2 separate regions of the Homo sapiens genome follow, and region 1 is linked to region 2. A link is a loop called in an ENCODE intact Hi-C map of the cell type or tissue named here. Cell type or tissue: PC-9. All regions are shown on one strand. Links, peaks and the distances in the headings refer to the core of each region. The heading gives the core; the rest is flanking DNA.

What was found. Hi-C counts contacts between places; a loop is a spot of excess contacts. Peaks named below come from ENCODE experiments on the same cell type or tissue, not always from the same donor. Only the 100,000 strongest peaks of a DNase experiment are listed, where the experiment ranks them.
Region 1: a loop joins it to region 2, with 15 times the contacts of the local background. A loop is called at or near these places in 1 of 110 quality-filtered maps.

Annotation. Positions count from the first base shown.
Region 1 is chr11:126,831,340-126,836,728 of GRCh38, reverse strand. All of the region lies in intron 1 of KIRREL3 (kirre like nephrin family adhesion molecule 3), which reads left to right. Among named protein-coding and RNA genes, the nearest start is that of KIRREL3-AS2, 110 kb to the left of the region's middle. In PC-9, for the core only: no CTCF peak of the experiment used is centred there; no DNase peak of the experiment used is centred there; H3K27me3 peaks cover 1,692 bases.
Region 2 is chr11:126,915,795-126,921,183 of GRCh38, reverse strand. The region is part of intron 1 of KIRREL3 (kirre like nephrin family adhesion molecule 3); the gene reads left to right. The region is part of intron 2 of LOC105369559 (a long non-coding RNA gene); the gene reads left to right. Among named protein-coding and RNA genes, the nearest start is that of KIRREL3-AS2, 22 kb to the left of the region's middle. RefSeq lists an enhancer at 3,371-3,420. In PC-9, for the core only: no CTCF peak of the experiment used is centred there; a DNase peak (open chromatin) is centred at 3,223.

The sequences.
Region 1 (5,389 bases), core at 151-5,150, 84 kb after region 2:
TTGTGCACTAGGAGATGATAACTCTTTTATTGACTCATTCTGCAATGAGGAGTTAAGGAAAAAATTCTCAACATTTTCTCTTCTCTCCACAAGTCATATGCACAACAGAAAGTTGGCTTTCTTGCTACCACATTGTTTCATTTGGTAAATAAGATAAAGAAAAAGAACTTTATCCTCTAGGAGTCCCAGGTAGGCACCTTTAACCAGATTGTCAATACAGTAAAGATGTTTTGAACTGTTTAGTTTAAGTTCAGGCACTCTGTTCATCTTCCGTATATTGGCTTGGCTCAGACCCTTATCATATACTTTAGAATCCTGGTAAGGGCACAAAGGCTGTTTATCAAGGCTTCATTGGAGTCAGGATTTATATCAGGGAGGAACCTTAAAGGTATCAGATTGAGTAGTTTTCCTGTGGCATCTTTGTGTGAGTTATGCCAACTGAACCATCAGAATGAATAGGTCTCTCAAGAGACCACATTACTTCTGACATCAACTGCAAGGGCAAAAGGGTCCCCAAGCCACTGTCAGGTTTCATAATTTTTGAGAAGTACTCACAGAACTGACTGAAAACTATTGTTTGCACCGTTAAGGTTTATTGTGGGGAAATGATTAAAATAAGCTACAGGAAGAAGAACACAGGAAAGCATCTGGAGAAGTACAGAATGCAGAGCTTTGTCCATCTTCTTCCCCTGGAGTCAGGACATGTTACTTTCCTGGTATCAATGTGTAACAATTCATACCAAGTATCGTCAAAGACGGGGCAGCTTACCTGAACCTCCGTGTTCAGAGTTGTTACTGGGGCCCCACTACAGAGGCAAGCTTGATTGATTGATTGCCCATATGGTTGATCTCAGTCTCTAGTGCACTGGTGCCTCGAGAGCCAAAGCCCCCACCCTAAATCGCATTACTAGACTATCCAAGTGTGAACCAAATCCCCTAGGCAAAGGAAGGCACTAGAGACACTAGCAAAGGTACTGGCAAAAGCCAGACCTCTTTAGGGGATTATATTCTTTACAACACCACACTTCAATACCCATCTCCTAGGTACACTCCTTCATGTAGAATCTGTGTCCCCCTCTGAGCCCCCATAGCACTTTGTCCATGCCTCTGTTCACACTGATGATATTATAAATTCCTTGGGGCTAGGGACCACATCAAAATTCTCATTCTGCCTCCAATACTCAGCACATATAGGATCAAACACGTAGTGGGCATTTCATAAATTTTAGTTGTGTTTGTTTAAAATTTGATAGGGAAGTCCATCTTTGGATTTGCAAGGAGCTTCAATCTTTCTGGCTGCTCTGCTTTTCTTTTCTGGCTGACTTATGGTTTGTTTTAATGTAATTCTTTTCCTACATTCAAGTTCAGGACATCACTCATTGTTAAAGTTTCTACCAGCCTATTTATTCCTTGGCTATACCTTAGCATCCACAAGGGGTCAAAGAACCTTCTTAAACCTGAGCAAGTGCCACATACCTTCTTGGGCATGTCAGTGATGTTTATAGGAGACAATTATTCCCAAGCCCTGGGAGGTATAGAGCCTAAAGCAGCTCTTCTTTGTTTTGAATTGTTTTCTGCATGGGGTGTCATTATTAAATATAAGTCTTCAGGAGAATTCAACTCACTGAGGATTAATCACAGGCCTTTCACTGGGAAACTCCACGATGGTAGAAACAGAAAATTTCAAACAAAATTATGTTCTGGAAAGTAGGGAAGTGGCAGGGAAACCACTGCAAAACACACAACTGGAGGCACCTGGGTTGTTTCCCCCTATATCTGTTTGTTGTCCTGTGTTTGTTGGCACGTGGGTGGAGCTGCCACGCTCTGAGCATGGTCAGTAGGAGGAACACTGACAAAAAAGCAATGATTTGTTTGCTGTGAGCTTCTAATTATGTGCCAGCTGTGGTGCATTCCTTGTGTGTCTGGAATGGTGGCACAGGCCAGGGCCGCAGGGCCAGCTGCACAGATGAGAGTGCTTTGGCAGTGCCATTCTATGCAGTCCAGCATGAGGTGCGCCGGTGAGGAAGGCCTTCAAGGATGTTGCTGAGACTCCTGTTCTGAGAATTCTCTTCTTTACAAATCAGATAGGGCAAGACTCTTAGACGTCAGAATTTCAAACCAATCGCATCTCAAAATAATTTTTTGTCACGGCATTCACAGTGCTCTTGAGTGATCTGATTTCTAATTTTTCCTCAATAGTGAGCAGATGAGATGATCGCCAATGTCATCAGTTTTTTCTCTTTCCTGCCGGGAGCCAGTCTGATAGAAAGGATTCTTGGGGCTTCTGAAAAGGCAAATAACTTCCACATTTTATCTGTGAGTCAGGCTTTTCTCTTAGGCCCAAATTGGATAAGATGTTAACCACGATACCGATTAATAGTTTCAGCCTAGCTCTGACTCATTCTGGTGGCTGCAGTTGTGTGGAAAGTAAGCCCTGGAAAGAAATCAAAGGCCCACCCAAATTCTGGGCCAAATGACCTATGACAACCTCACCTCCCAGCTTGCAAAACAGAGATAATGTGCTGGGATCAGAAAGCACTAAAAAGTGCCTCCAGGAACTAGAGGCGAACCTCAAACTGCAACTTAAATTTCTTTATGTATTGCAGTAGGTTACATTTTGGTGATATTTAGGCTATTCCTGGTACATAATTATAAAGTAGAAAAAGAATCTTAAATGAATAGAAGACAAACTTTCTCCCAAGCACTGGTACATTTGGGTCAATGCATTTGGAGACAGGGACGCTGAGAGCAACAGAAGTTGCAAGAAAAGGTGGTCAACTCCAAAGGCTGAAACAAAACGTAGACTTGCAAGGGAATAAAGCTTTAGGAAGCAGCAGGGTGTTAATTCTCCCTCATAAATCTGGAGTCAGATATAGGCTGAACCTCATTTTCAGGAATATAGGACTTAATCAGACCTGCAAAAACAATGAGCAAAGAGAAATGTGACCCTCAGGAAGATGGGCAATGTGTGATTTGAAATCAGCATTTGTTGAACAGCAGCAGGGAGCTGTGTGTGTCTGCAGCCTGTCTGCCTACCTGGAGACATGCAGCACTCGGGGGCTAAAGGTGTGAGGCCATACATTCATTGTACATATTAGCACATCACCAACTGTCTTCATAAAGAAATTCCAATTTTCATGTTTCAGCATGAGGAAACACTTTTGTGACTCCCATTCCCTGGCTCTCCAAAGGGAGGGCTGCTGATATTCAAAGGGTGCCAGTTAAGTGGGAGCCACAGATGAGTGGATAAAGAAACACACACTTGGCTAATACAGCAAAAGGTGTGCAGGTGGAGGTGATCAAATTCATCTCTGTCAACAGGGTTGCATCTGGCTGCGCAGACCTGCAGTGGGCAAACTGGTCTCAGAGCCACCAGTGAATCCAGTCTACTATAAATTATTTTAACTTGCACTTGTGTGTGCCTTTTTGTAATGTGTGGGTGTGCCTATTTCATGCTTCTAAGGGCTCATTAGCTCTGTAAATAAAATACTTAACTGAGGACAGGGAAAACTGGGTCCCCATTAGAGCAAGCTTGCTTCATCCTTGTGCCTCTTGCAGGAAGTAGGGTGGTGCTGGGTAACAAATCACTTCTGTTTGAAATAGTTGGAGACAAGCATCTAGGAGACCAGATAAGAGAACCTGAATGATCCTATTATGAGGATAACAGCAGTGAGAAGAGTCTATGGACAGCCGCACACGGACACATTCCGTTGATTTAAAGGTGGTGTGGCAGCCTGAAACGCGGAATTCTCTGCTTCAGATTGCTTCAGTGCAGACCTTTAACGTTATTTTAACATAGCTTGATCTGTGCACCATAGTGAAGTCTACTCGAACAAATCCATGTTAAAGGGAATATGCCGTCTGCACACCAAACAGAAACACGAAACAAACACTGTTAGATCCTTGAAGAATCGAAGCACAAGAAAGGCGTCCAGACCAAAAAGGAGTAGGTTTTCTATTTCTCCAGTTGCTGCCTCCTGAGCCACACTGACCCTTTCAAAATCTATGTCCGCTCATGAAAACATTCCCAGCGTGCAAGTCCAAGGCCATTTCTGAGAGCAGAGCCCTTCCAAAGAAGACCCTTCAGGACCACACATTTGCAACAGTAATATTGTGGCAGCACAAGCTTATCTCGCGATCTGGCTCTGCCATAATGAGATACAGAGCACTAGCTCTGAGTGGTTTTGAACATGCAAGGAACCTGCTGTCTTCAAATACAGTCCCGCTTCAAGCTTTCCTCACGATAGTCTCAGCTCTGGGAAAGGGAGGAGGTTGCCTTTATGTACAAGCATTTCCAGGGGTCTCCTTCTAGGAACAGGTTTATTTTAAAGCTATTATAACTTTCACATGTTTGTTTATTTCCTCCATCACATTTATCTCCCTGGCGTGTAATCATTGTGAGCGATTCACTTTCAAAGCAAACATGCATTGACCCCTTGGCCTTACACTAGTAGACGCTCAGTGTGCACGTTTAACCCAGCACTGAGCCAAAGGGAGGAATGTCTGTTCACACAGTGTGTGCACCTAGGATCATCCTTATGTGCTGTCAACTGTGAGAATAACTTGACCCTATTGTCCCATTTGGACTCCCTCTTGTTGTGGAATCTGGGACATGTGGCTCATTTTCCTCATCTTAAAAGTGTAAAGGCAGAAATACTTGATAAGGAAATAACATTGAATTTTTCAGTTTCCAATATTTAAGTAGTATAAAGCCAATTAAATATAAAGACTTAAGAAGCACATTATCTGTACAGTTTAGAGGGTTAGATGCATTAATATCTGTGTGTCAACCAGTTCTATGCCAGGAAGGCAATTTCTAAACAATGTTTTACAAATAATGAGACATTCCAAATGCTCAGCCAAGAGTATGATCTTGTCATTAGTCCCTTGGCCATCTGTTATGTCAAACCCTCACCTCAAATTGTTTCTCTAAATTTACAACTTCGGGTTCATGCTTTAATAGAAAGGCATTAGGATCCCCTCAGGAAATACTATAGGCCAAGTATACTTCAAAAAAAAACTAGAAAATACATATTTTCTGTTGTAAGTGACCCCTTTCCAACTTCTAAATTTGGGGTAAAAGTCACTCAGGGACTCATTCTGCAATTGCTGAGTCAATTAAGGAGGTTTCCATGTATTGCTTCTAAGGTGTCTTGGTCCTCTTAGAATTAAATGTACCTATTTGCTTGAAGAAAGTGGTTCAAAGAATGCTTTCAGTCAGGGCAAGGTTTACCTGATGTCTGGGATGGCTATTCAAAAGAAAAGTGGTTGGGTAAAGAGAGAGAGAGAGAGAAAGAGAGAGAGATAGAGAGAGACAGAGAGACTGACTTAAGAGAGAGAAAGAGAGACAGAGAGAGGCAGAGAGATTGACAATAAATATTGAGCATAG
Region 2 (5,389 bases), core at 317-5,316:
AGTCTATAGGTTGGAGAACCTAGAGTGCTGACATCCAAGGGCAGGAGAAGAAGGGTGCCCCACCTCCAGGGGAGAGGGAGAGAGAATGTGCCCTTCCCCTGCCTTGTGGTTCTATCCAGGCCTTTAGCTGATTTGATGGTCTGTGCCCACAGGGGGCGAGAGAGATGCAAGTGCCAGTCTCTTCCTGAAACACTCACACAGACACACCCAGAAATAATGCTCTACCAGCTATCTGGGTATCGCATAATTCAGTCAAGTTGACACCTAACATTAACCATCACGGGGGCCAATCTGAGTGTTGAGGTAATTTTGTCTAGCAGCTCTCAGCATCCTGGAATCAGGCAGAGAAGGCCAATTGTAAAGTGACCTAGGCGCGGGGTTTTCTAGGAAGGTACGATGTTAGGACGAGGATGTAACTACAAGGTTGAAGTGATGGACCATGGAGTCTGAGCTGGTTGGGGAAAAAAGTGATTGCCCAGGGGTCTGTAAGACAGGGAGAAAGTAGAGAGACCAAAGAGGAAGTTTAAAATGAGATCAAAGAACATATCTGTCTTAAAACATATCCTGAGGAATAGCCAAGTAAGATCAGGAAAAATAGGATGCTATGGGCAGAAAATCAAATGTCTGAATTTATCCTTTAGGCAAACAGAGCACTGACACCACCTGGCAAGAAACAGTGAGCAGCAGTAGTATCTCTTCACATGAAGATTTCTTTAACTGGAATCCCAAATCCAGATCAAATGGACTAAATTCCACAGTGCAGTGGGGATCTTCACATTGAGGGAGATTTAACTCCACCTTTCGTTCATCGGTTCAATGATTTGATAGCATGATTATGGTGCTGAGCATTTATCTTTGTCTAATCGATAGATTTCTTGGGATCTAAAGATGCATCTTATGGTGATATAGACAAAAGAGGCATTTATGGAGTCAGCCATGGGAGAGCATATCAGATTGTGCAAGAGCAATAATATATGGAAGTGAGCAGCATGAGTTTTGGGGGCAGATTCTTAACCAAGCCACTCCCTGTCTGTTTGACTTTGGGAAAATTACTTCATCTTTGAAAACTTTCATCTGTACAATAAGAAGAATGACAAGTGACAAGTACGTCATGGGGTTGATATGAAGATTACATGATATAGTTAAATGATAAAATTAAATGCTATCATTATAAACACATTTAGCATCATATCAGGTATGTAGTCATTGTTCAATAAATGGCACACAATTAGCAGTAGCATTGTTACTGCTTAGTAGTATCCTCCTATTGTTTAGTAACAATATTGTTACTCTTAATACTGTAGTAGTGCAGTTACACTATTGTTACTGGAATATTCTGTATTACCCCAGGCCTGCTCCAGCAAATCCTGTCTGTCCTCTTTGGAACTCTTAACCTCTAAAACTTCTTTGCATGTAATCTGAAAGTCATGCACACCTATTTAGCCCCATGCTTACTGTGCACATATCAGGGAAAGGGTTTCTCTCCCAGACCACAAAGACCTCAACTGTGTGAGTTCAAGAGCTTCTGCACAACTGGTGTCACCAAAGTGAAGCATGTCCTTGGCCACTGCAGCTTAAGCAACCAGAATAGCCCAACCCCAGCTCTGTTATCTACTCCAGCCAGAGAATCAGGCTTGTCTCTGATGTGTTGCAGGCCTTGGGTGGTGACTGGACATCAAGGACCTGGTTATCAATTATTCTAATTGTTATTCCTCACTGCAGCCAGAACTACCAAGGTTTAAAGTAGTTTCCATCCTCCAGATCCGTAAACTTGCCCTTGGCTTGTTGAGCCAACCATGCTACTTTAACAGAAGTGATTTTAATTACTCAACTGGAACTACAGAAAGGAGGAAGTGAGGAGAGTATGTGGCTGTAATCAGTGTTTAACCAAGGGGCCCAGCTTGCTCCTGTCTTAGGGGCAAAGACATTAGTGATGGCTGCACCTACCACAGCGCTCAATCTCATCCACAACATGGGAGCATCCACACTGAGAAGTCAGGCTTATCGAAACCCACAAAAGCACTATGCCTTAATTCTACAAATTATGCATGTATTTATCACTTGAAAGGTATGAAAACCTAAGTTGATGTTAAAAAATCATATCTCCTTGGGTCTGTAGCAATACATCATATTATATATAATATAGTATTAATACACATAATAATACATATATACATATATATAATACAAATAATAATATAATATGATGTAACAATACATATCTTATAACATATGATGTTATAACATATGACGTTATAAAATCATATTTCCTTGGGTCTATGCAATATTGTTACATTGTTAAAATACATGTAACAATACATTCCCCATCTGGTGTCATAGGAATGTCTTGGCAGCTAGCTCCCCATTCTTTATAACATGCAGACATCAGGAAGGCCTTGCACACCCTGCAATTGATTACAATGGCTGCCTGGCATCCAATGCAGGAAAAGATTTTGAAAAGGGGAACTATCCTTGATTAGTAATGTCTGCCATGTCACAGAGATGAAGAATGGAATAGCCTTTCTATGTATTTGCAATCCCTTTCTTAGATTATAAACTCCTAGGAGGCAGAGAATGTATCATTTTAGTTCTCTGTGTAAATGTACCTAACCTATGTCATGAGTGGATGATGGTGAAGAATGTTTATGCAAAAACGTAATAATTCAGCTAGTTAATTAAAATCCGGTAACTGCCCTCCACCACAAGCTTGCTTATCACCCTGTCAGAGGAACAAGCAGCTTAGTTTACAAAGACTTCACTCCTTACGCTAAAACTACCTGGATGGTCTAAAGCACTGTCGTAAATATTCGGCACCAAATTGCCAAAATAAATGCAGGGGGAGGTACCATGGTGTGGCAAAGTCTTCTCATCTACTATTAAATCATGTTTATTTGCTTACTTGCAATTCACTGGATCTGCCCAGCATCTGGGGATGTTGCTGAGGCCCAAATGGACACACACATGGGAGGGAAGCACCATGATGAGCGAGTAGGCAATGAACATTTCTTTTGCCTCAGTAACATCCATCTCCCTCAAGTCGTGTGTCCTTCAACTGCCATACCGTGAGTCTCTGTCTTCCCTCTGAGAGGCATGCATATCATTATGGGCCAATCTCGTATTTCTGAGAATGCACAAAACCAGTTTCCCAGGCAGCAGTAAACATGCCAGAGATCAGTGTGGAGTCTTATGGAAACCCAGCTTGGAGAGATGAGTCACAGCATCTAAATTCTGCTCCATCACTGTAAGATGTGTCATCACACACCAAGTGAAATCGAGTTCAACAATTACCAAAGCGTGCAACTGGGGTGGAGGAGGGAACAGAAATGCCACTGTTTTTACCATCTCGTTCTTCAGAAACGCCACCTCAATTCTAAAGTCCATGCCTAAGGTTAGACAATGAGTGGAGTGGCAGAAAAGTATTGGTTGCCAATGGAAATAGTGGCAACCACCTCACTATTGGTTTCTAGTGTGAGTGGTTTCTAGTATATGGTTTCTAGTATGTGGTATACATATATGGTTTCTAGTATGAGTGGAAGCAACTCATACTAGAAACCAGATTGCACCAGGTGATCATTACTCACTCCCCACACAGCCTACAACTGAGCAGTGCTCTAAGAGAGGCAGGATAGGTGTGGAGGTGCTACGTGGTTTGGAAAGATTTTTGTTGTTTGCAGGTTTTTCCTTGTTTTTTTTTAATTTTTTTATTGTGGTAAAATATATACAACATGAAATTTGACATTTTAACCACTTTTAAGTATACGGTTTAGTGGCATTAACTATATTGACAATGTTGTGCAACCATCACCACTATTTATTTCCAGAACTTTTTCATCACTGTAAACAGAAATTCTGTACCCATTAAGCAATAACTCCCACTTCCTTCCGTCTCAGTCCTGATAACCTTTAATCTATTTTTTATTTTTATGAATTTGCCTATTCTGAATACTTCATATAAGTGGAATCGTACAATATATATCCTTCTGTGTCTGGTTCATTTGATTTAGCATAATATTTTCAAGGTGAATCTTTAACATACTGTGTATCAGAATGTTATTCCTTTTTATGGCTGAATGATATTCCATTGTGTGACTATATCATATTTTGTGTTTGCATTCATCTGTTAGACACGTGGGTGACTTCTACTTTTTGGTTATTATGAATACTGCTGCAATGAACATTGGTGTACAAGTTAAAAGAATTTACATGTATAGGGTGACCAACTGTCCCCGCAGAAACAGTCGTAGGAGAACCAAGCTGGGGGACATCCTGTCCCCTTTTGATTATGCCTTACAGCTGAAGAATCAGGCATGAAGAGAGTCTGGGACACTGGACTAGGCACATCACCCTTCTAACCCCTTTCTTTCTGCAGGTGCATATGTGAGAAGTTTGGACCATGTAACTAATGCTTTATCCAGCTCCAAAATCTCTTTTCGAAACCTAAATTCATACTTAGAAAGACTCCAGCTAACCTTCATTCTAAGTTAGAATATCCCCAGGTTGGAACTTCCTGTCCCGTGATCTACATTAGCAGGTTTTTTGTTTGTTTGCTTTTTAAGGGATAGCAAAGACTTCTGCAGTTAAATCACACAGCCTGGCTTTCTGTACCGATCAGTTGAGTTTGATACCCTAAACATAGTCTCGGAGGATGTTAAGAAGTGTCTTTCTCTCTCCCTCATATTCCTTCATTTTGCAGTTCGTAAACTATGGCCTTTCTGAGTTGTCCTCACAGTGTGGTCCCAGGGCCGGCAGTACTGACATCACCTGGGTACGTGTTAAAAATGCAGATTCTGGCGGCCCACCCTTGGCCTACAGAAGTGACACTTTGAGGATGGGGCTCAGCAATTTGTGTTTTAATAAATCCTTTGGGTGACTCTGATATATGCCTAACTCAACCTTCAGAAGCACTGGTCTATATGAAAACAGCACATTCTGAGACTCAGGTGATCTGAAACCTACTCCAGTTTTACCACTGACCAGCCATAAGATCTTAAGTTATTCCATATCTGGGCTCATCTGCTTTATAAATAATCTAAGGATCACCCTACCTTTGCTACTCATTCAGGGTATCATTAGAACGCTATTAATCACTAGGTGTGGAAGCACTGTGAAAGGCTGTATATGTTTTACATATGATTAGAATTTTATTCACTCCTTCATTCAACAAATATTATGCATCATCTACTATGTGCTGGAGACTGTTCTGTGGCTGGGGGAGGTTGCACGAAGAGAGCAGATGAGGCCCTGCTGTCATGAAGCCTATATACAGACTGGAACCTTTGTGAAGAATTTTTTTTACATTTGCAAATGGTTATGTGACCCATTTCAAGACTAGGTTCAGATCTGTTAAGAGAATAAGAGAATGTGAAATGCTCTTACCTAAAGGTAAGAT